Linked DNA regions of Mus musculus: regions 1, 2, 3 and 5 are each linked to region 4. The links are chromatin loops, found by intact Hi-C in ENCODE. Cell type or tissue: heart. All regions are shown on one strand. Links, peaks and the distances in the headings refer to the core of each region. The heading gives the core; the rest is flanking DNA.

Evidence for each region. A loop is a pair of places that touch in the nucleus more often than their neighbours do. Peaks named below come from ENCODE experiments on the same cell type or tissue, not always from the same donor. Only the 100,000 strongest peaks of a DNase experiment are listed, where the experiment ranks them.
Region 1: it touches region 4 in a loop (2.0-fold over the local background); 3 of 42 quality-filtered maps call a loop at or near these places.
Region 2: it touches region 4 in a loop (5-fold over the local background); 6 of 42 quality-filtered maps call a loop at or near these places.
Region 3: it touches region 4 in a loop (2.3-fold over the local background); 10 of 42 quality-filtered maps call a loop at or near these places.
Region 5: it touches region 4 in a loop (2.0-fold over the local background); 5 of 42 quality-filtered maps call a loop at or near these places.

Annotation. Positions count from the first base shown.
Region 1 is chr13:112,048,477-112,054,500 of GRCm38, reverse strand. It overlaps Gm15322 (a long non-coding RNA gene), which reads right to left. Exons shown (of 3, transcript XR_382921.2): 3 at 4,547-6,024. Among named protein-coding and RNA genes, the nearest start is that of Gm41061, 9.9 kb to the right of the region's middle. In heart, for the core only: no CTCF peak of the experiment used is centred there; a DNase peak (open chromatin) is centred at 3,410; H3K27ac peaks cover 900 bases.
Region 2 is chr13:111,786,309-111,792,332 of GRCm38, reverse strand. All of the region lies in intron 1 of Map3k1 (mitogen-activated protein kinase kinase kinase 1), which reads left to right. Among named protein-coding and RNA genes, the nearest start is that of Map3k1, 20 kb to the left of the region's middle. In heart, for the core only: CTCF peaks have their summits at 3,259 (motif pointing left) and 4,010 (motif pointing left); DNase peaks (open chromatin) are centred at 3,133, 3,942 and 4,283; H3K4me3 peaks cover 1,193 bases; H3K27ac peaks cover 2,043 bases.
Region 3 is chr13:112,256,823-112,262,846 of GRCm38, reverse strand. No RefSeq gene overlaps it. Among named protein-coding and RNA genes, the nearest start is that of Ankrd55, 29 kb to the left of the region's middle. In heart, for the core only: a CTCF peak has its summit at 3,228; a DNase peak (open chromatin) is centred at 3,256.
Region 4 is chr13:112,000,361-112,006,384 of GRCm38, reverse strand. All of the region lies in intron 1 of Gm15322 (a long non-coding RNA gene), which reads right to left. It overlaps Gm15323 (a long non-coding RNA gene), which reads right to left and starts at 5,376. Exons shown (of 3, transcript XR_382920.1): 1 at 5,292-5,376. In heart, for the core only: a CTCF peak has its summit at 3,647; DNase peaks (open chromatin) are centred at 2,764, 3,274, 3,394 and 4,994; H3K27ac peaks cover 1,752 bases.
Region 5 is chr13:111,802,964-111,808,987 of GRCm38, reverse strand. Map3k1 (mitogen-activated protein kinase kinase kinase 1) reads left to right here. Exons shown (of 20, transcript NM_011945.3): 1 at 1-485. The coding sequence starts at 19. Among named protein-coding and RNA genes, the nearest start is that of Map3k1, 3.0 kb to the left of the region's middle. In heart, for the core only: CTCF peaks have their summits at 1,728 and 2,799; DNase peaks (open chromatin) are centred at 927, 1,107, 1,537 and 3,767; H3K4me3 peaks cover 1,621 bases; H3K27ac peaks cover 2,068 bases.

The DNA.
Region 1 (6,024 bases), core at 677-5,676, 48 kb before region 4:
CTTCCCTTCTGCCATCATAGTACTTGAGCTCTGCTGCTAAGAAATCCTGACATGTCCACAATATCGTGGAAAGGACCTAGAAGGGCCAATCAGTCCCAGGGTGGAGACTGAAGTCAACATGCCCCAGTATGATGAAGGGAGTTCACAGACCACACACCTGGCCTTCTGCCTCTTGGCTTTGTCCCCGCCCCTTACCTAGAAGACACCAACCCATTAGCAATCAAATTCAAGATTTGCCTGATCCCAGATCTCCCCCAGGTTCTATTTGAGGACTTGAATATGTCCATGTTCTTTAACTTGCTCCATTGTGTCTCCATCACCCTGAAGGTAGTTAAGGTCTCATCCACTTTTAAGAAGAGTGGATGATAGGTTACAAGTTACCCACCACCACCTGGTTACCCACCAGCAGACAGGTGGCTGAGCTAACCAAGACTGTAACCCTTCTGGGAGGGTTTCCCCACAGCCCAGTGCCTCCCAACAACCAACGAGGCAAAATTCCTGCCACCGGAAAGGTCAAGGAGATAGAAGGGATACATGTGCTTCCTATGCCTTCTGCAATACTTAGTAACTAAAACCAACACATAGTTGTTCAGTGAAGGACTTGGGAGCCAGAAACTTGCAATGGATTCCGCTGGGCTAACAGAGCATTGCTCTACCTGGAGGTAGAGAAGCCATCTTCTTGCCATTTCTAGTTTCTAATGGCTGGCCACCTGCATTATTGGTTCACATTTCCAACGTCCTTTTTGTAAACATAAGGAGACACACTCATAGGTTCTGGAGATGAGGGAGCAGACATGCTTGGGAGGTATTGGCTCAGCCAACCACAGAGGGCTGCTCATTTGTTTCCCTTGGAGAACTAGGAATAGCTGCCGATGTATGTTTGTCCATACGAGGCCTCTTCCTTCACCTCTGCCCAAATCAAACTTTCCTTTCTCCTTGGCAGGAAAGCAGGTCTTCAGAGACACACAAGTCACAAGGAGCTTTTTCTAGAAAAGAGGTTCTGCAATAGACCACAGCGCCCACCAGGTCCACCATCTTTCCTGTGTAGGTGGTGGAAAGAGAGAGAATTCAGGTTCCCAAGCAGCAGGTGGCCTGAGGTTCATACATTAGCTTCATTGATTTGTCAGGATGTCTGAAGCGAGGGAGTCTATCCGTTGCCTCCAAACCACCCTCTTACACTTGGGCTGCAAACCCCAGCTATGTCACTATTGTGTCCCCTTGCACCCCATAGCTGCCCCATTTCTTTCCTTGGTCTCCACAAGGTCCTGCAAAATGTCACATTCCCCATCTTAACCCATGACACAGCTGCTCATCCACCGAGTTCCAGCCAGTCCCACATGGTCTGTAAATGGACTCTTCATCAATTCAGCAGGAGCAGCCATGTTCCTTGTGCCTTCTGTTCTCGGGCTATGTGCAGTGGCTTCGTTAGCCCACTTCCGCTAAAGCCTCGGTTTCCAGAACACACAGGCTTTCTCTAAGGCAGAAAGGTTATCAAAGCAACCCAACCCCTTAATGGAATTTTTAAAAAGAAAAACAAAACATGAAACTAGACTAACACTTTCAAATCTCTCAAATAGCAGCTGGAGACCGCGGCTTCTTCCTTGAAACAATAACCCACTTAGTATAACTGCTTCTGTGCCATATCCAAAAGCACTGTGTGCCACAGAAGGTGACTAATGTCATAGTTACTTTAAGACAGGATACAGACTTAAAGGAGAGCTGGAGACTTTTAAGAACAGCACAGAATGAAAAAGCAAAGGCAACTTTCTCTTCTGGTTGCTACTTGGCAGGTGCATGTGCACAAGTGTGTGTGTGTGTGTGTGTGTGTGTGTGTGTGTGTGTGTAAGGCAACCCGATAAGGTACCTTGTAAAGGACAGGACAAACAGAGAAGCCTGTGGACTAAGAAATGACATAAACTGGCTGCCGATAACAGGATGCTAATCGGAGCACCCACATAATCACTGGGGATTTAGTTTGACTGAAGCAGAAAGTAGGAGCAAAATTCTGGCAGGGCCCATCTTACTTAGCCTATCTGTCTTTTCTGCCCATATGTACTCTGTATCCTTCACCCCCTTCCCTGCCATTTACCTATTTTTCTCTCCAGCTCCCTGTGACAGGAGATCAGTGTTCAGTCACGCCAATATTGACTCTTCTCAGTACTCCAGTGAATACTAGTTTGAATTAGACAGATCCTATAGAAGTAATAACAATGCACGCCCCTCTGGGGTCATATCAAAGGACTAGTTATGACACTCTGTGAGTCAGAGCAGTTGGGTAGTAAGAAAGGATGAAGGCCACCTCCCTGTATGGTGTCGAAGAAGGGCAATGAGGCAGGTGACAAAGGCCTGCAGTGGAACACCAAGTCCATCTCTAGCCAATTGGGTCTCCTTGACCTCTGAGCTTCAGCCTCCTGGGTTGTGAAATTAAAGACACAGTGTCAGTCATGGGATACAGTAAGATGAAGGAGTGGCCAATGATTATTTAAACTAAATAACTCCTCGTTGAAGTCTTTCCAAGAAAGAAAATAGAAAAACCAATCAAAATGGAACAATTGAGATGCAACTCGTGGGGGAAAGACAGCCTGCCTCATATTCCTCCTCGTGGGCAGACTTCCAAGGCAGTCTTCAAGAGTCCTGACCCACATAAACACCATCACATTTATTTAATCAAATATATCTACTATGAAAGTATTTTAGAGTTGTATTTACAAGTTTAAACCCATTGAAGTTACGACAGGATACTATTACAGTTGTGTTTGACCTACTCATATGACCATCAGAGAGTTTCTTCTGCCTGGTAGTCAAACAGAAAGCCATGCCATGAGACGGGAGGATTTGACACATGGTTGTAGGCTTGAAGATTGAGAGGACCCCATACCAAAGAATGTGGGTATCTCTGGGAGCAGAGAACAGCTCCTGCTAACAGACAGTACGCAAACAGGAAGCATAGTCCTGTGGGAGCAATAAGAACAAACTTGGAGGAGGTGAACTTTTAGTACCTCTATCTGAGAACCCAGTCTCCATAGCAGTAGACCCTACTCCTGTAAGATCCTGAGAAGACAACCCATCCATGTTGTGCTAGACTTGTGATCCACAGAAGAACTGTCAGCTACCCAGGGCTTAAGTAAGTTTAATAATAGAAATGCATGGTTAGTCATTAGAACCAAGCAGCACATGATCCCTGGGTAGGTAGTTGAAAAACTGAACCAGATACTGTCTACCTACCGCTCCTAACTGACAGTGTCTCTCCAAGATGGAAACACAGCAGAGACATTATGTCCAGAGAGAGGAGTCGGCATCACAAGGAGGCTGGCAACGAATACAAACCGAGATGAACTTGGCCGAGGAAGCTGGTGGAGTCCATCTGTATCCGTTGGGTTGTTCCCTTCGAGTTCTCTGACGTAAAGGAGGAAATTCATGGGTTACTTCAAATCTCACCAGTGTTCCAATGAAAACAGGATTATTGCCCGTGGAAACACTTCCTGACTTGGAAAAATAGCCTCAACCTGTAAGACCCTAGCGACTCCAGGCACATTCCAGTGGGACTCCATGGAACTGCTCTCATGATGTGGAGACACGGTAGAGAAGTTACAGTCAGAAACTTGGATTAGACTCCCAGCCCTGACACCGGCTACTTCTGTGCCTCAGTGGTGGCCACCACTTCCTTGAGATCTCAGTTTTCTTACCTACAAGGACAAATAAGAACTCGTCGTGAACAGGCAACACGGCAAAGAACAGGAACCAGGACTGAAAAAAAAAAGTCACAGCACCCATGAAGAGTAGGTGTGTGCCTGAGAGGGATAATCCAAGAGAAGCTACTGGGCGGGGAGGTAGGCCTGCAGGCCGCTGTGTGGGTAAATTGAGAAGCCTGACAGTTGGTGCAAGACACAAGGACCCACGCTGTAATTCTGCTTTCAGTGGTCTCTCAGTATCCATGAGTGCTTGGTTCTAAAAACTCTGCTCTTGCCCATCCTCCTTGACACAAAAGTCTGCCCGAGTTTAAGTCCTGTATCTGCAATAGTACAATGGTTGGATCTTCGGGTAAAAGAATGTGTGTATGAAGCAAGCCAACTGTATGGATCAGGAAGAAGTGGTCGTCTGGGGTAGGGAACGGAAAGAGCAGGAGTGGTCAGAGAGTGATAAAATGGCCGAAGGCTAGATTTCGATTATGGTATTTTGAACTGGACATATAAAATAAGTGTGGTTTATGGTATATTATAGATGAAGCTGTTCATTTTAAAGCATTCAACACAAGTTCATGAGGGAGTAATACAAGAAACAACTCATACACTAAGCCCACATCCCAGGTAGTTTGACTTCTCCTCCTGAGAGCAGTGAGCCCAGGTAGGTTAGGACTTAACCTGGATTTTCTCTAGAGACATAGAAAGTCCTTTTAGTCCTCAAATCACCGGGTATAGTTACTCCACTGTAAGCTCGGTCAGATTAATAACTATAAATGTATTAGGGAAAATGACAGAACCATATATATATGTATATGTATGTGTGTGTGTGTGTATATATATATATATAAATGAGTGGCTGGAGCACTGATTTCTTAACCTTTATTCTCTACTCTGTCTTCAGCATAGCTCTCAGATTGAAAAACTGGCTGCTTCATGTGTCTAAGCACAAAACTGTGCTCCGATTCTGCAGTGATTGGCTGTAGTATTCACAGCACCAGAACCAGGAACTTCTGAATGAGTGCAGCCCAGGGCAGTAGCATCAATATCACCCAAGAACCAGGGAAAAGGTACTAAACCTTAGGGTCTACTCCACATGCACAGAATCAGAAAATGAGGGTAGGTGCCAGTAGCATGGTTAAATGAAGTGCTCAAGGCTATTGTCAACATGCTAATGTCTGAGAAACACTGTTCAGGGTAATGATATGCACGTGTACACACGAACACACACTTGTATGTGCAAACATACAAGCCTCACTTTGGGAAGCCATATCAACTGGGAGACATACTCCTGACCTGTGAGTACAGAAGACACGATGGTAAATATGAGGTTTGAAATCATCCACTCACATCTCTTCCCAGGCTACTTCCCATGAATCAATGTGCTTTGTCACAATGAGCCAGGGTAGCAGGGACCTCAGGCAGTCTGGACAATCCAAGTTAACTTTCACCAGGTGCCTACACTAGTGTTGGGGGAGGAAGATTAGAAGGTAGATTAGAAAAGGCAACATGGACGAATTTGGCCGAGAGCAATGGCCTGATACAATGACACTCATTTCCCAAGGTCTTGGGCAGCATGAAGAAAAGTCACAGTTTCCCATTACCCAAGCCAGAAAACACGTCCTGAGAGGCAGAAGGACTGAAACAAAGCTTGGAGTCCAAACAAATAAAATCACAAAGGACCTCAATCCCAGAATTACCACAAAGTGCTGGGTGTCGTTACAAGTTCTCAAAAGCCCAGGCAGGATTAGCCGTGACTGATGGCTATCAATGCAGGTTGTCTAGTGTCCAGGGAGAGAGCAAGTCCATCTCAGGAGAGGTCAGGGACAGTCCATAGGTGAGGTCAGACCAAGGACCCTCTCCCAAAAGCCTGGCTCAAGAAAATTAAATTTCCTCATAGAAGAACCATTAGTAGGAAAGGAAGAGAGAAAGCAATTTTCTTGGTAATAGAGATGAGATTTTGACATCGAAATAACCAGCCCATTATTAACCCCAAAGAGACCTCCACAAACTGGAGGGACCTGGTGATCTGTGAGGCAGTGAGCTAGGTAGCAATTACAATTTTGGCAGCAATCTGATTCATAGCTGTTCATAAAAGTATCAAACAATATGTTGCCGATCTCATAGTTGTGCCTTGTGCAGTGCATTCCTCCTGGCTAACAGGAACAGGAGGGAGAAGCAAAGGTTGGCCCTGGCTTAAGAGAGTTGACCCACTCCAGGTTTCAACACCAGGTGCCCTTGTCCCATTCCGGAGTGCTTCCCCTTCAGCCTAAAACATCTCGACAGCTGATGCTGCTTGGCCCAATGGCCCACCCAGGCACAGCTGTTAACCGGAGAAGGTGGA
Region 2 (6,024 bases), core at 700-5,699, 210 kb after region 4:
GGAAGTTTAGGCGGGGCTTGATTGGGAGTTAGTAGGAAGCCGTTTATGGTGAAATGTTTGCCATAATAAAGACATGAAGTATGTGCATAGGAGTTTTTCTGTCTCGGTTCGAGGTGTAACACGACACAGGCTCAGCAGATTCATTAAGAATGGGCTATGCCAGACTCTAGGAACACAGCAGTGACAACACAAACTCCCAGCCCTCTCAGGCCTCGCATCTTAATGAAAACGTTGGGTTCTGCGTGCGCCCTGACCCATCACTGGGCTCTAGTCACGTGGCTCTGTGCTGTTTGGGGTTTTTTCCTGTTTTCTTGGACTTGTGTTAGAATGTTGTAAATGCCTGCTTTAACACTTCAGTCCGTTGTTCTGTGATCCTAACTGTCCTTTCAAATGAGCTTGTGCGGGTACCGTCTATCCGTTTTTGCGGCTTTCGCAGCATGCGTGTGCCTGGTAACAGTTAAACTGGGCTATTGGAGAAGCAGAGGGTGGCAACACCTAGTGTGTGATCTCTGAGTACTCCAGAAATGAGTAGAGCATACCAAAGTCTCAGTAATTGTTTAGACAAAACAGTATGAGACATACAGAAACACTTTCTGTAGCTTTCTCTCTTGCCCATGGGTAGCTTTCTCGGATGGACAGTGTAAAAACGTATCTATAAGATAGGGGAGTTTTATTTGATTGTTCTGTTTTGGGACAGAACACCGGTAAATAGTCCCGGCTTGTCCCCTCCCTCTCCTGGGCCTACAGTACAAGCCTGCCCAATCACCCAGTTTACTCCTTTGGCTTTTGTCTTGGTTTCTCTTGTGGTGCTGGGTAAGCAAGTATCACACCACTGAGCTATATACCCCAGCTCCAAAGTGCAGTCGGGAATAATGAACAGAACGGACCAAGTCTTGTGGCTTGGTTTAATTCATTTGTGTCTTTTAGTCACGTGCTTTTTTTTACCTACACCTTGGCTGTGTATCTTTGCCTGTCCCGCAAGTCTTGGGATAAACTTGGAAGCTGCGGAACTCAAAGCGCCGCTACTGCAGTAAAGAGAAGCCTGTGTGCTTAAGGACAAAAGACGGGACTGGGAGACAAAGCCGCTGGTGCAGCCACCTGAGTGTCTGCCTTGTTTTCTCTTAATTTACAGAGGCTTTTCCAGAATGGTGCTGGAAAACCGTATATCCACACTCAGACTGAAACTAGGCCTTTCACCTTGTACCAAACCACTCCAGAGTGAATCAGAGGCCTTAACGTGGACCTAATTGCTTTAAGATATAACGTAGACAAGACTTCCTGAATGGTCTGCAGTGGCTCAGAAGATAACTACAAGAATTAGAAAAGCTCCCACAACATGTTTCCCCCGCTGCTCATTGACAGAGTGAATACCTAGTATATATAAAGAACTAAGACTCATAAAAATAACCCGGTCAATAGTTACACAAATGAGTAGGCGGCTCTCAAAAGAAATACAAATGACCAGCAGGTGAACATGCTGAACATGGAAAAATGTCAGTATCCATAACCATTGGAGAAGTGCAAACCAAAACTCCACGGAGCTGGGTATGGTAGTGTATGGGTGTGACCCCAGCAGAGGGGAGTATAGGAGGAGGAAGGTTAGGTCATCCTCACTTACATAGTGAGTTCAAGACCAGCCTTAGCTACGTAAGACGACACTGTCTTAAAAACCCAAAAGGAAAGGCTGTTTTGAGATTCCTGCCTCTGGGAAACCAGCACCTGCAGCTGAGTTGGGGGCTGTGGCCTGCCGGTAGGAATGTTAACTAGTTTAACCACTGTGGAAGCCAGCGTGGAGGTTCCTTAGACAAACACAAGCAGAATTCCTGTGTGATCCAGCTGTCCCACCCCCAGCAGATTCCTAAAGAGTCTTAAGTCAGAATACAGCAGAGTTATCTACACTCTCTGCAAGGTAGACAGCCAGTTTAGGCGCCCATCCGTGGATGACGAGGTAAAGAAAGCGTGCTGTCAGCATACGCAAGGCAATTCTATTCGGACACAGAAAAACGGAGCCATGCTGTCTGCAGGAAAATGCACAGATGTTAAAGTAAGCAGGACTCAGATAAATACGGCATATTTTCTCTCTTCTGTGGAATTGTGTGTGTGTGTGTGTGTGTGTGTGTGTGTGTGTGTGTGTGAGTGACATACACACACGGGCCCCAAAGTAGAAAGAGGACTATTTGATAGGAAGGGGGCCAGTGGGATGAGGTATCGGGAGGGTAGTGGTGGACATCAGAGTATATTACACACATGTATGAAATGTCATAAGAAAGCCCACCACCCATACAGTTACTATGTGCAGACAGCATTGCTTGCTTCCTGCCAGCTCTATCTTACCCTGTGTCTGGGTTCGCAGTTCCTGCACTTGCCATCCCTGGACACCACCCCCCTGACTGCCTTAGTTCTCCACTGCCTCCCAGGTTGCTTGGCTGAGACGGCACAGCTGTCCGCCTCCCCGACACAGACTCTTGGATCTTCCTCGGGGCTGTGTTTTGTCACTAACTTCAGGAAAATCAAATTAACTAGATCACATGGGCAAGTTTCAAGCAATGGGAAAGCCCCCTGACTAAGGACAAATGATCTGGACTCAGGGTGGTTTCTTGCTAATCCTGCCTTGGTGTTTTCCTGGGGCCAAATTCTGTCTCTTTAAACCTCTTGCCTAGCATCTGACCTCCCTTCTCCATGCAGCGCCCCTCAGGGCACAGCAGATGTTTCTACCAGAGAAGGATCTTTTTGGTTCGGAGGCTCCTACAGGAAGGAAGGGCATTTTTTTTTCCTTCACAAGCATCTGCAAATACCAGGGGCATCCGTTAGCACTGCTTGTAAACTGAAAGCTGAGTAAGACAAATCTTGCCCTCAGGTAGACCCAGTCCGAGGAGGACAGTCCACCCTACTCAGCATGTACTTGCCTAGTCCATCCCTTGTGCCAACCTTTCTAGTAAGACAGTGATAGTAGACTTGAAACCCACTTCTGTCTTCATTCCCAGTCTGGTGGTAGGGACAGACAGACGAGTGAGGAGCTGTGTGCTGAGGAGGCTGGAGGAAGGTTCTCTGCACTGTTACAGGGGCTGTAGCCTGAGGGGAGCTCAGTTAGTGTCTAGGGCAGTATGGGGTGACTGACCATAGGGCCTTGGAAATGTGAGCCCATAGGCTGATAAAAGGGGTGGGGCTGAGGGGGTCTAGATGGGCCGCTCATCAGTTAAGAGCACTGTTGATTCACTCCGGTCCCAGTTAACTGTAACTCCAGTACCCTCTTCTGACCTCCTCCGGTACTTAAGCACACTCCGGATGCGCCTATGGACATGCAGGCAAAACACTCTCCCTTCAAAGGAATAATTCCAATTAAAAAAAAAAGTCCGCCGTGCCCCAGGGAGCACTGCATGAAGGGAGCACGGGCACCAGTCCTGGGGGGACACACCTCGGGAGAGCATGGTAGGGTTAGCTTTTGTTCTCCCTTCCCTCGTGCTAGGAAAACTCAGGTTCTATCAGAACACTGCCAAGTGGTTTTCATGTTTCAGTTTGAAAGTCTTGAGGCTTAGAACTGTGTCGTCCGTTATCAGCCTGACTGAGAGTTAAGTGAGATTGCTGTTCCTGACAGAGAGCATTGGCTGACCCGCGTGCTCACGAAGGAGTCGCTGTTGGTTTAGTGGGAATAATAGTTTCTGTCACACTCTCGCCCAGTACACGGTTGTTGTTAAAACTGGAAAGTGGTTCCGACGGGAGGTTTAGAAGCACGCACCCGACAGTCATGAGTCAAGCCCTGCCAGCGTAAAGCCATAGAAGTGTGATCCTGCTGAGTCATCAAAAGTGAAAAGACACTGGCACTTAGGACGGCTTCAGGGTGCCCCTGAGGTGAGGAAGGCATACTTAGGAAGACCTTGACTCCAGCTATATTTGGGGCAGGATGTCAGAGTGAGTGCTGCTTCTGTTCGAAGTGATTTGTGGGCAGGCTACCTTTGCTATTAATAATCGTCTAAATTACATTTTTAAGGAAAGAGCGCCCCCTACCGAGCAAAGCGTCGTTTTTCCTGATCCCCTTCCCTTCCTGTGACCTTCGGGTTTTCCAGACAAGGCAGTCAGCTCTAGTTGGTTCATCTTGCAGTAAAGGGGCAGCCGGCAGCCAGGATGCTCCTAACACCATCTAAACAGCACTTTGCACGTTTCAGTGTCCCAACCAACTGGCTCGTCTCATGATGGACACATTGGCAGAGAAGAAGAGAACTATTCTAAAGAGTGACTAGGGAGAGTGACATATGGCATGTGGCTGGGGCCATGATCTACTGGGAGCTGCACTCTCAGGGGTGGGGCTGCTACTGAGATGATCCTGTTACTGAGATGATCCTGTCACTGCAGGGATTCCTGGGATCCACCTGCAAATCCAGACCTACGGAGGAGTGCGATCCACCTGGGCCTTTTCAGTCTCAGGGTTTTAATAATAAATAGTGTGCTCTCTGCTGAGAAGCTGAGACATGGACGCTTAGCAAACATGCCAGCGTCTTAGCTAAGGAATGCTATTTCATAATTTTGTAGTCATGATTTTTAGAGGGTTGATACACTTTTGGTAACATGGCTTAATTAATTACTTGGCATGTATCTTAGATTTTCCACTTTGCTGAACTATACAAGCATCTGGTAATTTTTAAGGGATATGTAACCTACGGGCTGAATTGATCCGTACTTGCGACATGTTCCTCTGTATTATACAGCCTGTAAAAGGATTTATATCAAGATCATGAACTAATTAATACAACTACAGGGGCTGGCGAGATGGCTCAGCTGTGACAAGCATTTTTGCTCTTGCAGAGGACCTGGGTTTGGGTCCCAACACCAAGATGGCAGCTCACAGCCATCTGTAACTTGGGTTCTGAGAGATCTGACACTCTCTTCTGGCCTCCATGGGCAGTACTCAGACACATGCAGACACACACACACACACACACACACACGCACGCACATACACACACACAAATAAATCTTTTAAACCCACAACTTTAAGGAGTTAGAACGTGGTATAGAATGTGTGTGTGTGTGTGTGTGTGTGTGTGTTGTGTGTGTGTGAAGTCAGAAGCACCAAGTGTAATTCACAGGAGTCCAGTCATTTGTTTTGTTGTTGTTTGAGCTTAAGATATATCTTGAAATGACAGATGCCTAAATAATGAATATTAACTGACCGAATAGCTAATAGTCATGAGAAGATGGTTTTAAAATTATAAAATACTCGGTTATGGCAAAAGTTATACTTTCAGATTAGCCCTCAGAAGCTAATGTGAGCCAGGGGTAGCGATGATCCCAGCACTTGGAAGGGAAAGCTGGGCAGGCAGGCAGCTCGAGGCCATCCTTGGTCACAGTGGGTTTTAACTGATATATGCGACCCTGTCCAAAAGTGAGAAATAAGCCATAATTTCATGAGTTGATACAAATTAAGCATTTCTGGTAATGTTATCCCCGGTTCTTGGCAAAGTAGGCCAGGTGCCCACAAAGAGGCCTGTGCTAGAGAGTTGGACCTCAGTGTAGGATGTCACTGTGGCTGCACTGCCACCAAGCCTGGGCAGGCGCTCCTAGCCCCCCTCCAGCCCCTGATGCTCTCCAGTTCCCTGCACGCCAATATGGAGAGTGGCTCTGTGTCTTTTAAGGGATGACATTGATGATGCAGTTAATCTTCTATGAGACCGCAACAGTAATGTTTTCGTGTAAAACAGCCTGGAAACCCATGCTTTGCACTCGCTACTTAACAGCTTGAATGTTCTTAACAGCTTTAGATGTCTCTAAGAGAGCTTTGAAACGATGCCCATGCCTAGTAACTAAGTTAGTACTGTTCTTAAAATCATCAAGCATTGAGTGTCTTCCCGGGCCGTGTTATCACAGAGCGTGTGTGATCCACATAGCTTCTGACCAGATGGAGATCATGTAAGAGTCCCACGTTTAAATATGCTGGTCACCAAGGTTGCTCTAGGAAGCTTTGTTTCTGATGCCGTGTCCTCGTGCCGTAGGGAAATTGCACCTGTCATTTGACAGAAATTATATGAT
Region 3 (6,024 bases), core at 355-5,354, 260 kb before region 4:
CAACATTTGGTAATCTTTGCACTCCCTTATATAGTCTAAATATGATAGGCACATTAACATGCTTTTAAGAAACCTATTAACCATTCTTTGCTAGCATTATGGAATAAAGTTCACCTTCAGGATTTAGATTTTTTATATAGCAAATCTAACTAGACGCTGGCTGAGGACCTCACAGCCATGTGCCAAGAAACAATAAAGCTGTTGACTCGGTGCTACTCATTAGATAGCATTTTGCTCAAAATAAAGTAGTGTGCTGGCGCTAATAGATAGTTATTGAGACAAAGAGTTTATTTTCTATACCTTGGATATTACCAGGCTGGGGAGCCACAAGACAAGCAGAGGAATACATGAAAGATAAAATAATATTGATTTAAAGACCTAGGACATGTGTAGCATTTTTCACCGAGAGGTTATAGTGAACATGGGCTGGTCCTGCGTTCCTCCATCTCACCCAGCACCCAGCCTTGGGACACTGTCATATGTGTGAGTTTTTATGTGGTATAAACAACTTAAAGGGAGGAAGTTTTAATTACATAGTGAAAAAGAAGTAAGCTCCTGGTTTCTGGGGGCTTTGTCTATGGCTGCTTGGCCTCGTGCACTTGGGATAAATATCATGGGGGCAGAAGATCTTCTTCACTGTGGACAAGAATGGAGAAAGGAAGAGGGGAGGAGACCGGGGCAGGTACAGCTCTAGAGGACATAGACTCAGTGACTTAGCTCCTTTGAGTAAGCCCTACCTCCTGCCTACCTTTCACTCTCTCTCTGTATTGCTGCTGGATAACCGAGCCCTTCAAGGGATTCATCCACTGGCTAGAGCAGAACCCTTATGTCTGTCTAGCAACACCACCACAGACACGCACTGGGGTGTGCCTCTCTACCCACCTAGGTTTCTCTTGATCCAATCAAGTTAAACATAAAAATAACCACCCCTGATGCCAGCAGAGTCAGAATTCTGTTTCTTCCCCTTTTGTTTCCTTCAGTTTTCTCTACTCTCAAAAGGATTCACAACTGCTTTCTGTTTTTCTGCCAAAGGTGGATGTGTTTGCAATGTTATTCTCTACTTCAAATGCAGACGAGGGCACCTGTGCTCCCTGGAGACTAGGTGAGTTTCTCGGGCCTTTTGTGCGTGCACTGGGGATCCTGGGGGTTAAATGTCACTCCTCTAAGAGAGCAATGCATCTTTCACCACATCGAAGAGCCTAATCCCACACTTTGTTTGAGCAGAGAAACAGGAGCAGAAAGCGTAAGAAGAGTTCTTAAGAAGTTCTTAAGAAGAGAGACTGGGTTTTGTGGCTGAAAGCTGACACCTAAAGAAGCAAAGAGGAGTCAGTCAGGCCTTACTGGGAAATGTGAGGTTGGCGGCCTGGGATCCCAGCACTTAGGAGAGGCAGAGGGAGGAGAGCTGAGATGAACCAGCACCATGAGCACCAGGGCGAGAGATGTCATAGAAACACCAGACTGGATGGATGGGTCGGATGCTGAGCACACCCATAGATGGAGCATCCTAACTCCATACGGCGCTCTGTGGCCTCAGACTTCACTGAAAGCTTTAGCCCCCTTTGGAGAGTCAGTGCCTGACCCAGGCCTGCTTGGTTGCTGTTTAGTGGTTTAGCTTCACCATGGACATCAGAAGAAAGTATGTGCCTTGGGTGACGATGTCACAGAATAGGTGGTGGAAGGAGATATAGTATTAAATCTTTGAAAAACGTATATATGTATTCAATGTACTGTAATCATATCCACTCTTCAATACTTCTCTCAAACTACCTCAGAACGCCACCAGCCCACCCTCCTCCCAATTTCATGCCTTCTTTAATTATAAATACTAATGTTACTAGTAACTAACTCCCTAGCGTCAATTAGTGCCTAAGCATGGGGACATAAAGTAGGACACAGGCAATCTATTATTGGCTACATTTCCCCCACAAATGTGACTCTGTCTCTCAACAGCCATCATCTGTCAGTGGCTTCGATGTTAGAAATGGAATGTTAGTTCCATCATGTAACCCCCTCTCCATCCATGCTGGGACTTTGACTGGCTTGATCTTATACAGGTCTTGTGTAGCCAGCCAGAGATGCTGTGAGTTAATAGGTGTGCAACAACTCTGTTATGTTAGGAACGCAGCACTTCACGGAACGTAGTGCCCCTCCTTATTCTACAGCTCTTACATTCTTCCCGTACCTTCGTCTGTCATGTCTTCCTTGAGCCTTGGATGAGAGTGAGTAGAGGTGATATAGAAGAACCATCTACTGCTGAATTCTCACACTCACTTGTTCACAGCACTTCTACAAGATCTGAGTCTTTGCATCAGGGCAAAAAGAAACTTCTCTGACCTAGCTTGAGAGCAGCACAATCTATGAGTGTAAATATAAATAGTGAGAAGGCAGCTTGACACATTACCATTTCAGGAAACACCATTAAGTCCCTCGTCTAAAACTGGAACTATCTAGATCTCTCTAGTCATAGTTTTTAACTCAGTTTACAGTGCCAGATATGAAGTCCCTCCAGTGAAATAGGTCTCAAATCCAATCAGAACATGATTGGTTACCACTACAACTATTATGTATCAGTGGGCACAATGCGCTGGCAGGTTGTTATGTGGGTAACACCACATAGCATGTGGGTAAGACCACTGTTTTCTCTTCCTGAGCCAACTTCCCAACACCCTCCAGCACCATGAAAACTAGCCAGCAGGAAGAGAACTTCCTGATAAGTTTGAGATTGAATTCTTGATGTCTTTCAACTAAAGTGTATGGTGTATTCAGCAAAAGAACTTCCCCCTGAACCCCACTTAGTTATGTTGGCAACCAAGATCAAACAACAGCCTACATAGTTCTGGATCCCTCCAGGGCCCCTCTGACCAATAACTTGGTGGGCAAAATTTCATGTCCAGCACTGAAATCTTCAGGAAGGACTTAAACAGAGAAGGAGGATCTAGGGTTTTGGCAGCAAAAGGACCAGAGAGTGAGAAATGGAAAACCAAGCACACTTTCTCTTGGATCATTTCTGTATAGTGCAGCAGAATTGTTTGCCACCCTGAGAAGTACAACAATAGCAGCAACAATAACAGCAGCAGCAGCAACAACAGCAACAACAACAACAGCAACAACAGTAACAGCAGCAATAACATCATCATCAACAATAACAAAACCAAGTCAAGGTGTGCACAGGCTAGATCCAGCCCTTCAGGTTACACACTGAGACTTGGCCATCTAGAGATGCAGTGCACTGCAGCAGCCAGTTGGGGTCAGAGGTGCTTCATCTCAGAGAGCATCCAGGCTTTGCCTATAGCTAGCTCTGTCTTTAATTTCTCAAACTTGCAAACCCTCTACAGTCAGAAAGCCAGTTTAAATTCTCTTGGAGTTTACATTTCTGACCAGGTAGAGCCGATGCCTGGGAAGAAAGAAGTGTCTGATCTCATGGGCCTTGGCGAGGAGATTGGTTTCAACTTTAAAACACTGAGAGTTTTGAGTTTTGTCCACTTGTTCTCGTCCTATCCCATGTACCTCTGTAGATTGTGGATACAGGGCTCTCAAGGACACTGAGCAGTCATGGACACAGAAAAATCATCTCCTTGGCTTAAGCGTGCAAACACCTGGAACGGAGGACTCCAGCCTAGCTTCCTAAATCCTTATCTCCATGGTACCCTGAACACATTGCTTAAGTGATATTGGTGGGTGTAATTGGCTCATAAGTGTTTATAAGCATCCAGGTCAGAATAAGCTTGTGATAACCAACTCTATATATCTCTTTCTGCAGCCTACCTAAGGGATATCACGGGGATAGATAGATGGACAGGATCCATTGTTAGGATTGTTAGGGCCATAAAAATGTGCAAGTGTGGAAAGCCAGGACCTTCCTCCTGTGTTAACCAGCTTTCTGTCACTACAACAAAATACCCAAAGACGTTCAAATTTACAAAGAGGAAAGGTTTGCTTTGGCCATGGGGTTGGAGGTACTACTTGGTCCTATTGCATGTGAACTTGTGTAACAAGGCAAGGTAGAATCATATCACGGTGCCGTGGTAAAGCAACTGTTGACCATGTGGTCAGAATGTGGTAGAAAAGGAAGAGGCAGAGAGGAGGGCCCCAAGGACTACACAACCTCCTACTAGGCCTCTTAAAACGTTTGTCATCTCCCAGTAATGCCAAGTTGACTAAGTCTTTAGTACACAGGTCTTTGGGAGGAGGTGGGGGGCGGCTTTCTAGATTCTAGATATAAACCGCAGTGTTTGAAAGCTGGTTGCGAAACATCTGCGTGCACATCGATGACGACATACATTAGCTGCTCAGCCCAGAAGGCATCTGTGAAAGAGGAGGGGTAATCTCTGAGAATCAAAAGGATCTTCCAGGATAAATCGGTCTAGAAACTATAGTCAAGAATCCCCCAAAGTGATTTTCCTGTCAAGGGCAAAGAAGACATTAAGTCAAAATTTCCTGTAGAATTTTTAATGGTTAGGCGATGGTGCTAAATGGCCCACAAAGCCACGTGACCTCCTTCCCTTTCTAATCCTAATCTTAGACCTTGAGAAAAATCTCAAACCTCTTTAGAAAGAGGCATTATTGTTTCTACAAAGTGTGTGTATGTGTGCGTGTGCGCGTGCGCGTGCGCGTGTGCGTGTGCGTGTGTGTGTGTGTGTGCGTGTGCGTGTGTGTGTGTGTGTGCGTGTGCGTGTGTGTGTGTGTGTGTGGTGTGGGGGGGGGAGTGAAGTTGAGGGACACCATCAGAAGGAAAGAGTGGCTATCTTTCTCCTTTGTGTCACATCAGGGACCATTGAACAATGTATGTTTGCTCATGTTTGTACAACGCAAGAATTTAAACCCATAAAATCAGCTTTGCTTAGGGGAGACAGTTTCACAGGCATAGATGATCATCCTTGCCGCTCCTTCAAAGTTGCTGGGAGACATGGTCAACGAGTCTGCTGGAGTGTAATGTTTAGAGCATTTTATTCACAGGGAGCATTTTAATCTACATTTTTATTGTTGTAATTAAGTGATTTGAAAGACATTATAGACCTGGTGGTGTTCTGGGTGTTTTGGGAAGATGGCCAAATACAGATGGCAACTCATTGGCTCTCTTTATGTAGCCCTGGCTGGCCTGGAACTCACTATGGAGACCAGGCTGTCCTCTAATTTAGAAATCTACCTGCATCTACCTCCTGAGTGCTGGAATTAAAGGTGTGTGTGATGATGCCTGTCTGCTGAGCTGAGTACTTCAAACTGATCTATGGGACTTGAAGTTAGCTTTAGGAAAAGAATTAACGAAGAAATCAACGACCAGTGAAGGCCTGGAGAAACAGAAGTCAAGAGGTGGAGTTGTTGCTCTGAGGATAATCCAGGGCTGAGTAAAGCTTTCTGGAATCACCAATCTAAGGCTGGCTTCTCAGAGGGGCATGAAAAGGCTGGTTCTGGGGTCTCTGAAAGCTGGAGCCAACTGCTGCTGCTGCTGCTGCCCCTGCTGCTACTACTACTACTACTGCACCCACAGGAAGAGCAGTAAACAGAAGGATTGGGTCCGTGCACTTCGGTCCTCACATCCTAAGCCACCCTAAGCTAACTGAGGTACTTACCTTTCTGTGCCTGCTTTCTTTTTCTTTTTTTCCACTTAGCACAATGATTTCTGGTTTCACCTATTTTCTTGCAAATGACAAGATTACATTATTTCTATGGCTGAATTGCACTCCACAGAGCACATGTATTTTGGTGTCTTATGCATGAGTCGTGCTGTGGTGAACACTGGCATGAAGATGCTTCTTGATAGACTGCTTTCATTTCCTTTAGTTATCCAGAGAGAGGTCTGGTTGCAGGACCGTTTTGTAAGTCTCTTTCTGGCTTTCTGATGGGGCCACCACACTGCTTTGCACAGTGTCTTATTGACATTCCCACCCACAGTATACACAACTTCTCTTTCTTCCACACCTCTCTTTGTTACATTTATCATTTTCATAAGGGCTATTTTTTACTGATATCGCTGGTTTTGTTTGTTATTTCCTGACGACGAGTGATAGTGAACTTTTTCACGCA
Region 4 (6,024 bases), core at 706-5,705:
GGTAAAGAGATTTAGTTTTAAGAGTTATCAAAGAGTAGAAATGGGAATACTTTCCACGTATATCCCACAACTTCAGAGTGGCCGCAAACGTCTTACAAGCCTGCATTGCACGCTGCCATGCCTAAATGGAACTCACATACGTACACAGATATTTACATTTTCAGAGAACATCTCTAGAGAGAGACTCAAGACACTGACACCAGCTATCCCCAGGGATGTGAGTTAGATAGTGTATAGGCAAGCCTAAAAGCCTTTTGAATTCTGACTATAAACGTATTTTTAGAAATTGTTGACATTTAAAAGTGCTTTAACTAATAGGGAAAGAAAAGTACATTGAAATGGGAATGTAAACAAGAAAATTTGCTCCACCCAGACAGGTAAGGCTGAGTTAACAAAATACAAAGTCACTATGGAATAAAAGTCACAGACGCAACCTCATTTCTCGGAAACAAACCATTTGCTCAAGAAGAACGAAGTGTGGGAAACTGTAATCAGGATTACATTTTTCTGCAGGTTCTCATTCGAGTCATAAAGGGGGCGGAAGACTTCCTTCACTAATGTTCTTAATACTGAAACTACAAGAGCAAAATAAAATCAGTGGGTCTGTGATGCAGGTCTTCCCTAGTTACAAAAGCGAAACGTTACCAGTGTTAGCCTCAGCAAATGACTCGCCTTTAGAGCCTTTAGGAGATGGGAAGGAAATGAAAGAGTCCCGAGCCCTGGATCACTGGACCATCTGCTGCAGCTTCACACTCACCTAATCTTCTGCATCAGATGCAGCCAGCTGTGCACCAAGGATATAATTTCCCAAGCGTTTTTCTCCAGTTACTATTGGGGCTTCAAGATCCGTGAAGCTCTTGCTTAGGCAACCAGAGCTGTAGCTTCCCTGTCATGTCTAGAAGCTGTTATCTAGTGGCAGATAATCTGCCTGCTGACTCTTACAATTGCTCCGTCCCCTCTTCCGCAATGTACAGTTCCACCTTAGGTACAGAGGTTGCATAGTAAATGTAGCAACTAGAGCAGGTACCCCGTGGTAGCTTATTCCCCGTATTTGGACCAGTTGTAGATCTCCATAATAGTTTCCATCTCTTGCAAAGGAGAAGCTTATTTGATGAGGCCTGGGAGCTATACTTGCGTGTGTATACCAGCAGATGTACTTAAAACAGTTAGGAATTGTGGTAGTTTGAATGAACATAGTCCCCATAGGCTCATAGACAGTAGCACTTTTGGGAGGTGAGGCCTTGTGGGAGTAGATGTGGTCTTGTTGGAGGCAGTGTGTCATTGAAGGTGAGCGTTGAGATCTGAGATGCTCAAGCCCAGCGTGTCTCATTTTCTTCCTGCTGCCTACAGATCCAGATGTGGAACTCCGGCACCATGTCTGTCTGCATACCACCATGCTGCCTGCCATGAAGATAATGGACTAAACTTGTGATCTACAAGCCAGCTCCAATGAAATGTTTTCCTTATAAGAGTTGTCATGGACACAGCAATAGAAACCCCAACTAAGAAATAATGTTGGTTTTCAAAAAATAGGGGTAGCAGGTTCTCCTCTGGGGCCAGTGACCTCTCTAGCTATGCATATTTGGCTAAGCTGACTGTACCACGTGTGAGTTCCATCCTGTTAAGCAGGCCTAAGCCCAGTGAGAGAGCTGTTGGTTACCCCTGAGCAACGAGTGCCACCATTGCACTATTGGGGTTCTCCTTGGGCTGGTCATTGCTGGTCTTCCCTGGTAGCTTGCATAGCACCCTTGGACACTATGGGAGCTAGTTCTCAGGGAGAAGGCTTTCAGATTGGTTCCATCTTGATCACTCCAAGCCTGGGGTCTGAACATGCAGTGTCTTCAACCATGGGTCTTACCTTCAGGTTCTAGGAGGCACCAAAGATGACGACAACAACAACAACAGTCTATACTGTTTGGATGTCTCTGACCAACAACTGGAAGTGAAGCTTACCATGTTTAGCACTGGGTTTTTGTTAACTGGTCTATGACTCTGAAGGGGAAGCATTATCATCCTGTGTCGTATAAAACACCCTCCCCCACACACCTCTTCAACATCAAGGAACTGAAACTTTTAGATGGGGAGCCATTGTCGGGTTTGAGTGACAGTCAGAGGAATCAGACCATGTCTGTCTAAGCCCCAGTCTTCCCTTGTACTATATTCATTAGAGACAACCTATGCCTAGAGCTGCTTGAAGACACAGGTTTCCTTCAAAGAGGGAGACAAGATAGAAGATGACCTCTGAACATCAGAGTTCAGTGGGTGTGGTCAAAAGAACTTCGAGGGGTAGAGAGTTTTTACTGCATACAATGGCCCAAGCAACTTGCTCTTTCTCGTCTCTCATCTCCAAATCTCTGAGTCTTCATGTAATGTGTCAGGCCAGGGAGCCCAGAGGGTCCCTGCCCTGCAGCATCTCCACCAGGACACCTATTAGGCATGCAAGCTGCATGCCATCTGATATCCTCTCACTATTTGTTCCCGATTTCTTCTCTGGGTCAGGGAGAGAGCTCTAAAACTGGACCAAGATCTTTGGTGACTGTTTTGGTTTTTTGTGTTGTTGTTGTTTTGTTTTTAAGCCTTTCTTCCTGGTTGTTCAGTTCTGTCGGAAAAAGCAAAAGGAGCTCTTTCGGAGTTGAGCTTGCTGAGGGTGGCCAGGGTTTGGCCATCTCTGCAAAGCTCGTTGTGTGTTTGCAAAGGTCATTCTCTGTACATGAAAATCCCAGCAGAGCATGCCAGAGCAGGAAGGCCACCAGCTTGCCAAGCATCCAATGTCCCAGTCACCTGCTCTTCCTGCCCTAGGAAGGATGTTGAACAATCTCTGGGGTAAAGACATCAGATGGAATTCGTTTCTTTCCCTGCTCTTAAATCAGCTTCGGACATGGGGGTCTCAGAGCCCCCGCTGACTCCTCCTTTAAGGGCCAGCAGCTGCCGTGTGTGTTGTACGAAGCGAGATCAGCAATATGACATTTGTGGCCATCGCAGAGTACAGGTCATTGTGCTCTGGATGGGATTTCTGAGATGTCATCCTTGGGGAATACCCTTCCTGAGTAATACAAAAAAAAAAAAAAAAAAACAAGCTCTGTGGGCAGAGGTCCTGAGTGGGGTGGAAGTGCACAGTGAGGTGGGGTGGGGGATGTGGCATATAGTGAGCGAGTCACGAGTCACTGACTCTTTAGGAAAGTGACTCTGCTGACAGGAGAATTAGGGCGGGATGATTTTGGCACGCCCTGTGTTGTGTTAGCTGTGCAAACCTTTTCTTTCCTTTGAGCAGTCTCTTTCTAATTGGGTGGGAGCGTCTCTTCTCATTGCACAGAGACCCTGGTCCTGTCAGGTGTTCTGGAGGGTGTGGGAGGGATCCACATGCGGCCTGTGTGGCCAGCCGACTCGCAAGGGGTTCTCTAAGGAGATTTCACACTGCAGCTTTCTGGCTGCTGGCAGCCTCTCCATGTTTCCCCCAATGCATAGTTTTCTCACATTCGTCAAAAGCAACTCTTATCTCTACAGTGTGTTTTAAAGAAAAATGCAGAGTGTCACCGGGGACAACTACCATCTGGCAGGAAGCTGCCAGGCCACGTGAGTGTGTCATGACTGAAAGTGCTTCCCTTCCCAGGGCGCCTCTCTCTTGCCGCTCAGTGGGCAGCTAGGAACACCAGACCCACAGATAATAATGATTCCAATTACTTCCTGTCCGTTTCCCATCTCAAGAGCGGCTGTTTCTACCACACACCCTGCCTCTGTCACCCACACTCAATAAATATAAACACAGCCCTCAGGAAGGGCAAGATGTTAATAACAGGCTCCCTCAAAAAAAAGCCTCCAGAGTCCCCCATACCAACCCTTGTATCCAAGTCAATGCCCCAAGAGAGTTCTACCATGTCCACTGGATAGGACTAGTGCTGCAGGGGTGTGGCTGTCTAGAAACACCACAGAAAAGGCTCCTGCCAGAAACAGACCAAAAGTGCTCAAAGAGACAGCCAGGTGTAAAGATGACCAAATATATGAAAATATACCCTTAATGCATATTTAAGTATATGTGCATACATCTTTTCTCCCATTCTGGTGAGTCAGTCACGTATGCAACTTACATCTGCTAAGTGCTCACTGTTATATAGGACAAGAAATTTTAGACACTGCGGCTTCAAGAAGAAACCGAATTCCCTGGCTTCTGAGGCTGATATTTTGATATCATTGTGTATGTCCGTGTGTGTGTGTGTGTGTGTGTGTGTGTGTGTGTATCATCATCATGTAAGACATGAAGAAACAATTAAGCAGGGTGCTAGAAAATGGTGGAGATTGGGAATGGGAATGGCATTTTTCACATCCAGTCAGGAAAATCCTCACAAATGGGACCGACAGCTGAGGAGACTGAAGAACAAAAGGAAAAGACACAGAGGAAAAACAACCCAGGCAGAGAAATAGGCTAGGCGCATGCAAGGTCCCGGGGTGGGGCTTGCTGCATCTGTGATGTCTTGGTTGCAGTAGCAGTGAGAAAAAGGCATGTAAGAAAGTCGTGGGGGTGGAGACTGAGTTCTGAACCTGTGTCTGCCAGAGGCAGGGCTCTTGCCCAGGGAGAGCCTAGGTGTATACGCTTAGCAGAGTTGCTAGGTAAAGACAAGCACCAAGACCCCTGAGATAGTCACTGTTGGCAGCCCGCTTCTCATCCAGGCTGAGGAGGGAGTTGTGAGTCTCAGTTCTGGCCCAGCAACAGTGGACTTTGAGATGTAGCTACCAGAGGCAGGAAGGTTGAGCCAAGCCAGGCGACAGACCCTGGAGGTCCGTCCAAGCTGGGCTCCGCTTAGCTGAGCCAACAGGGACGGCAACCCCTGGGGCACTGCCACAGATCTTGTCATCAAAGCCCCTGGAATTCAGAGTTTCCACGCATCCATGTGTCCACACATTGAAACTTTCAGCTTGTATCCTGGGAGGAGCGCGAGGTCATCAACTCTGGCTTGCCAGGGCTGTTTGGAGGAAACCGGCCTGCGTTCAACTCTTGTGCACCTGCACTGGGTGCGGCTATTTCTCTGCTGGTTGCCACGGAAACAGAAACAACAGCTGCTACAGAAAGCCCCTTCACACCACAGCCCTACAGCCAACGGCAGCATCTTTGTCTCTTCCCGTTTCCATCCTCCCGAAACTCAGAGCCTAACTGGTCTCTCACTGAGTAGAAAGGGCTCTCAGAGCCTGGCCAGCTTAGCTTTACCACAAACAGCCTAAGCAGGCAGCTCACGGTGTGGTCACAAGTGACCTCAGAGATGACAACCAAACATCCAGGGTGTGAATACTGTCCTTACCATTTCTATCGTTTCTATCAAATGAGTATCCTGAGGATATTGGTTTCTCATTCCACGTGGCAAAGGCCCAATGTCCGGAAGGCAGTTAATTGGTTGTGGTAATTTATGACAACTGATTGTTTTGCCGGCAACTGGGAAATGCATGCCTTGCTTTGTTAACTCACAAATGGATATCGGTGACCTCAGAGGCTTTTACTCTGAGGTAAAGCAAAGAAAGCAAAAACAAGCAACAGCCACCACCACCACCACCACCACCACAACATTGCTAGCTTATAGTTCCTCTTTAAAAATACAACAGGAAGACCTGAGGCCCTAGGTATAGACTGCCTTCCTTCCCTCCATTCTGTTAGGACCTTTGAGTTGGGGGTGGGGGGTGGGGGGTTGGGAGATCCTCAGAAAGGGAGAAGGGTGAAACTGTGGTGTCTCTTTTGTTCTCTCTGCAAATCTGCAAGTTAAATACAGCATTTCCCACGTGTTCTTAATGAGAAAATTAAACCCCAGAGGGGTTAAGTGCCACGTCTGGAGTCTCTCAGGAAACTGGACTCGAGTGGGAGCCCAAATGTTCTAGTCCATACGACCCAGCTTAACTGCAGCTTCCCTACAGGGCTCTGTGCATGACCTTAGAGGTACTCTGTTAATCCACTAGGCGGTCCCGACCCATACCATAATCAGGATAGCTAATAGCAGACTTATTTTCTCCAGATTCTGGAAGCAGGAGATCCCAGATTAAAGA
Region 5 (6,024 bases), core at 534-5,533, 200 kb after region 4:
TGTAGCCCGCGAGAGAAAATGGCGGCGGCGGCGGGCGATCGCGCCTCGTCGTCGGGATTCCCGGGCGCCGCGGCGGCGAGTCCCGAGGCGGGCGGCGGCGGCGGAGGAGGAGGAGCTCTCCAGGGAAGCGGCGCGCCCGCAGCGGGCGCGGCGGGGCTGCTGCGGGAGCCTGGCAGCGCGGGCCGCGAGCGCGCGGACTGGCGGCGGCGGCAGCTGCGCAAAGTGCGGAGTGTGGAGCTGGACCAGCTGCCGGAGCAGCCGCTCTTCCTCGCCGCCGCCTCGCCGCCCTGCCCATCTACTTCCCCGTCGCCGGAGCCCGCGGACGCGGCTGCAGGAGCGAGTCGCTTCCAGCCCGCGGCGGGACCGCCACCCCCGGGAGCGGCGAGTCGCTGCGGCTCCCACTCTGCCGAGCTGGCGGCCGCGCGGGACAGCGGCGCCCGGAGCCCCGCGGGGGCCGAGCCGCCCTCTGCAGCGGCCCCCTCCGGGTGAGCGGCGGGCCGGGGCCGGGCGGGCAATGAATGAAGCGAGCGGGGCGCGCTGCTCCCGGGGCTCCGCTCGTTGGGGGTGGGGGGGGAGCCCGCGTCCCCGAGCCCTGAAGGTCGGGCGGCGCCCGGGACGGCGTGGGGACGGGACGGGAACGTGCGGGAGAGTTTGTTATTGTTTGCGGACATGTGACAGGCGTGGAAGCCGCGAAGGTGCGGGGCTCCCCGGGCCGGGTCCTGAGAGCCCCCGCGGCGCGAAGTGAGTTTGGGGGGCTCGGAGCGCGAAGGTGACGGCGGTGGGTCTGCGCGCTGTGACAGCCTAGAGCCCCTCGGCCCCACGGGGACGCGCGCCCGCGGGCAGGTACCGGGCCGGGCTCCGGCGGCGCGCCCCGGGCGGCCGGGGGATTCCGGGGACTGCGGGGGGGGGGGGCGCCTGTCAAAGCGACGCAGGCGGACGCTGCGGGCTCGCGGGGCGGCCGGGTCTGCGGGGACTCCGTGGCTGCCCTCGCTGCGTGTCCTTGGGAATTCCTCCCGCACCTCGGGGGCTAGAGCGCCCGGTGCTGGGAGTTTGAATCCGGCTTTGAAGTTAGCTTTTGGCGGAATGCTGTGGGATCCAGGACCGGATGTGTCAGCCATTCAGCTTCAAAGCTGTGGGGACTGCGCCCCGCAGCCCCGCTGCGTGGCGGGGACAGGGACGGTGCGGGGCTGCCGCTTTGCTCGCAGGGGTCTTCCGGTGCACCAGAAGTAGGATGTGCGTAAGATAGTTTACACCAACGGCTCTTTGGCCTCGCCCTGTTTTGGCTACTGGAAAGTTTTCTGTTAGAGGAAATTCTTTTAAGTATATGATACTTAAAAAAAAAATCTGATGAAAATACACAAAAGCATAAAATCTTGATGGATGTGTGAAGTTGCTGGATATGTTTTCGTCATCGTCACCCTGTGGCCCCCCGTAGAATTTCTTGACGTTTACTGTGGGTGGAGAGTGTTTTATTGTGTGTCGAATCTGACAGTAGGAATCCTTGGTTTCGGTTAGTTATCTAAGTAATTTGACCCCCTTTTGTGCTCTGGATTGTTTAAAATCACGGTCCGTTTATTACTTGGAGGTCGTTTTCCCTCCTCCCAACCCCCAAGCCCAGTAGTAAAAAGTGTGTTGACCCCTGGCTGTGGCAGGATTGGGAGGAAGGTAGGCAGTAAGCAGCCCCGATGCAGCTTTTCTGTGTGTGTGCCCTGTGTGCACTTGTACACGTATCTTCCTCTAGGGTTTCCTGTTTCTGTGCAGATTAGATTAAAACTAACCAGAATAATTCTTAGGTGGCAACTCTTACTACAGATCAACTACAGATGAAAGAAAAAACAGTAACTCAAACTTTGAGGAATTAATTTTATCTAGTCCTGTGAGACCTGATTTTTTTTTCTATATGATAATACAGTTGGCCACACTTAAGCATTTATAAAGTCAATATAACCACCTATGAATATACCATGAGCAGCAACTGCAAAAATGACATATAGAACTTTAGTGTTGCCTCTAGAAATCAGAGGACCAAGGTGAGGGCAGGTAGAATTGAATACCTGAGTAATCTGCTTGATTTTTGCGCATTCTTCTCTCTCTCTCTTTATCTCTTTAAGCAGTGGCTTATAATTGTAAAAGCTGTCTTTAAAATAAATACTGCTAGCTAGAATTCTGTTGGTGCACCTCAAATGTTATATGTGATAGTTTCATTTGCTGTAAAATATCGATTGTCAATCCTTTTGAAATAATACTAACACCCCCCCCCCCCACACACACACACACCCCGCCTCCAGTTTTTGTAACTGGTTTGAAATTCATTTCAAATCTGCGGGTCTAAAACTTATATCATGAAGAAGGGGTTATCCAGAAATGTTGTTGTGTTTTGGGTTTCCTGTTGTGATGTTTTATTATTTTCTCATTTAAAATCTCGGGGAAATGATTATACGGCATGTAGAATCTCAGTTGAACAATGTGGTTCCCTTTTCAAGTAGCGCACGTTCATGCTTTGAAGAGGAAGATCTAATGCTGATATTTTCGGTTTGTTTTCAGTAGTAGTAGAGAGCCAAAGACCCCTCTGCATGTCTAAAGACCTAACGTATTTTTCTTTTGTTTTTTTTTTTTGTTTGTTTGTTTTTTGTTTTTTTTAATCCAGTTTCTAAACGTTGGATGTAGAAATTGAATGTTTAGAAAATACACATTTATAAAAAGATAAGCTATGGGAAATTCATTAAAGTCAAAGATTGCATGTATGTCTGCCCTCTCTCCTTCAGTAAAATAACTCAAGCCAGTGAAAGTTTGTCCTGTAAGTGGCGCCCAAGGGTTTGGGATTTTTTTTTTTCCCTTATGCCACAGAATAGGGGGCTTTTCCTTCCTAGTGACTGTCTTTGAAGAAAAATTACAGTGCTGCTCTGCATTGAACAGGCTGTTGTGAGGTTGGCAGATATAATTACTCTGTCCTATTTTTGTAGTTTCAACCAAACTATCAATCACTTTGCTGCCCCGTGAAAGAGCAAGCTATGCTGGGCCTGTTAGTGTTAGCCTCGTTTAAAACTAGCGATATTTCATAAGCCACCTCTGCTGCTCGGGCCTCAGTTTCACTTCCTTTTAGAAGCTGTTAAGCTAAAAATACCACTCACTGATCATTTGCTAGAGGGAAGGCATAAAAACATTAATAATAAACCTAAAAATAAGTCCTTTCAAACTGTGAGTTGGTGATTCTCTAACATCATAGATGTAGCCCCGGAAGTTAGCCCTGAGTGAATTCCTGAGCTCTGGGACTTAGGGTTTCTCTCCAGGTTTTGTTTTAAACTGGGTAAGGAAACTACTGTATTTTTAAAAGATTAACCTTATTAAATAGGATTCTGGAAGAGAAATATCAGAGCTAGAGTGGTTGCCAGCTTTTGTTTTCTCTTCATATCTGATCTTGGCAAGAGTGACTGGTTAACCAACATTCCTTAATATGTGATTTCCAATACACTATAATGACTCCATTTTGTGAGATAGGCAAACAGGAAGGAGCCCCATTGATTGATGCTTCTGTTCCTCTCCAAGTGTTGCATGTTGTGGAAATGGTCACTGACGTGTGGGCCTGAAGCTTGCAAAATGTGCAGAGGAAGGGGGAGAGAGAGAGAGAGAGAGAGAGAGAGAGAGAGAGAGGCTACAGTTTGCCTAGGAGGAGTCTGCTACCCTGTCCTTGACCCTGCTGGCCAATTCCAAAGGAAGAAGTCGTCAGGGAGAATGGATTATTCTGAGGAAATCTGAGGGATGTTCCAAAATGCAGTTAGTATTGCCTCTGCATTCTGCACTCGGGGCGCTTCCCTGAGCTGAGGGGAAAGCTGTGTTAAAGGAAGTGGGAAAGCGTGAATGGGAAGGTCTTGGTCCATGGCGGGCACTGCTGACCCCGTGCCTGCACTTTTCAACGTAGGATGATTTGTTTGTATCACGGGTGTCACATGCATCCTTTAGACTGGCCGTCTTCCTTGGCCCTGGCCTTTCTGTATCTTTAGTGAAAAGTTACAGTTGCTGAAAAATGTCAAGGGAACTGGTAAAGCCAGGAGGAGGTAGACAGACAGACCCTAGCATGAGCAAGGCCTTGGGTTTGATTGCTAACATATATGCAATATTCAAAACATAACAATGTCTTTCAGGCATATCTTGAGAGTATTTTTAGTCATGAAAAAGAGTCAGGACCAGAATTCAGGCAAATGACTCACCAGAAGCGGGGGCGTTAGTCTGGTACCCTCTAGACCACTAAACGTAGGAATTTTACCTATGGCTTAAAACACACTTGGCGGGTGTATGCTTTTAATACAGTTAGCTTCCTTGCCTTCTGTGCGGCTGACAGATTACATAGATCACCTTGTTTAATCGCCACTGCCGCCCTCTCAGGCATGGTAACTTGTTTGGGGAGGTAAAAATTATTTGGATGTAGAGCCCCCCCCCCCCCCGCCCCCCATGAACACTCAGCCACAGAGAGGAGTTAGGACTCGACCCAAGTCAGCCTGCCTCTGTTGCCAGCGCCTCTCATTAGTTTTTGCTGTTTCTATTTTTGTTTTCAAGTTAATTATTAAATTAATTTATGAACTTTAAGAAGGAAGTTGCTCTGTAGGAGTCGTGAGAGGACGGGCGCGGACTCTGCCCTGCCTGTACAGATCTGACACATTCTCTAACAGCCTTGCGTGGGCACAGGCATTTTACAAGTAAATACTATGTATGCCACACACACACACACACACCCCAAACCCCCTGCTCTGGCAAAGAGGATAAATGATTAGTGTTGAAAGTTTCTTAGATTTGTGCCATATTAAATCATAAGTGAAAGGAGACAAAGAAGCCCGAATAGTGTTCCCACTGTCTTAGATTTCATTCATTCAGTGTAGATGAACTTTGCGAGACAGTGGTCTGGCTGATCAAAAAAGGTCACTGGTACAGAGCCTGGGTTTCAGTTGGAGGATGGTAGAGTGACCGTGTTTTGTGATCCTATGTTAAGTGCAGAGTGAGAGATCGAGAGAGATAGTGAGAGAAATGGGGGGGGGGGGGAGAGAGAGAGAGAGAGCGCGCGCAAAATCAGTCCTCTGAACCTCACCTACAGCCTTAGGTGAATACATCCGTACCTTCCTAGCCCCTGAGGCCAGTTTTAAGTCAGTAGCTAGGAAAGCTGGCTTTGCCCCCTGCTTGGTATTCCTGCTCCTTTCCTCTGGTTGTTTGCCCTTCTCTGAGAAGAGAGGCACGCTGGGTTTGGGCAGCCTCAGCCATAGTAAACAGATACAGATCTGGTTCACACTCTGCCCGCCCGCCTGCCTGCCTGCTCTTATTAAGAGAGATGGAGACAGAGCTGCAAGTTCAGGCATGGCTTTTTTTATTCTCTTGTTCTAAGAGAAAATTAAAACAAGGGTATGGGATCCGGAAACTCAATACCTGCCAACACTGGTTTTAAACCTGGGCCCTTATTATTTGTCAAAGCAGCTCCTGATAGGAAAACAACTCGAGGGAGCGCAGGACGTGTTCCAGGGCGTGGAGTGGTCCGGTTAGGCTGTTTTTCTCTGCACCCCAGTTAATGCAGGTGCGTGCCGTGGAAAGGGTACTCAGCTCCAGCAGCATTTGAGTTGTTGGCTTGATACTATAGCCATTTGGTATTATAAACTTAGATGTGATGCGTTGCTTGGCAGAATTTTTAAGTCTTAACCGGGTGCACGGTTTAAAGTGCATGGCTGTCAGCTGGGAGTTCCTACTGTGGCCGTTGGACCTCTTGAAGGCTCGAGGAAACCCCTGGAGCCACACGGTACCAAATATACTGTCCTGTAGTTAGGATAAGAAGTCAGTTTGTCACCTGCGTGCCTATCTGTCCCGGGTATGTGTGGAGTAGGAGGGGGTAGAGGCTAGACTGTATAGGTGGGCGCTTTGCTTCCTGGTTGGCCCAAGAAATCATTAACTGATAGGTTATGATGTCACCTTTAAACAGGTCGCACAACATCCTGAACACTAGTACCAGATTGGGAATTGTAATTCCCAGCGTTGACTCTTCGTGTT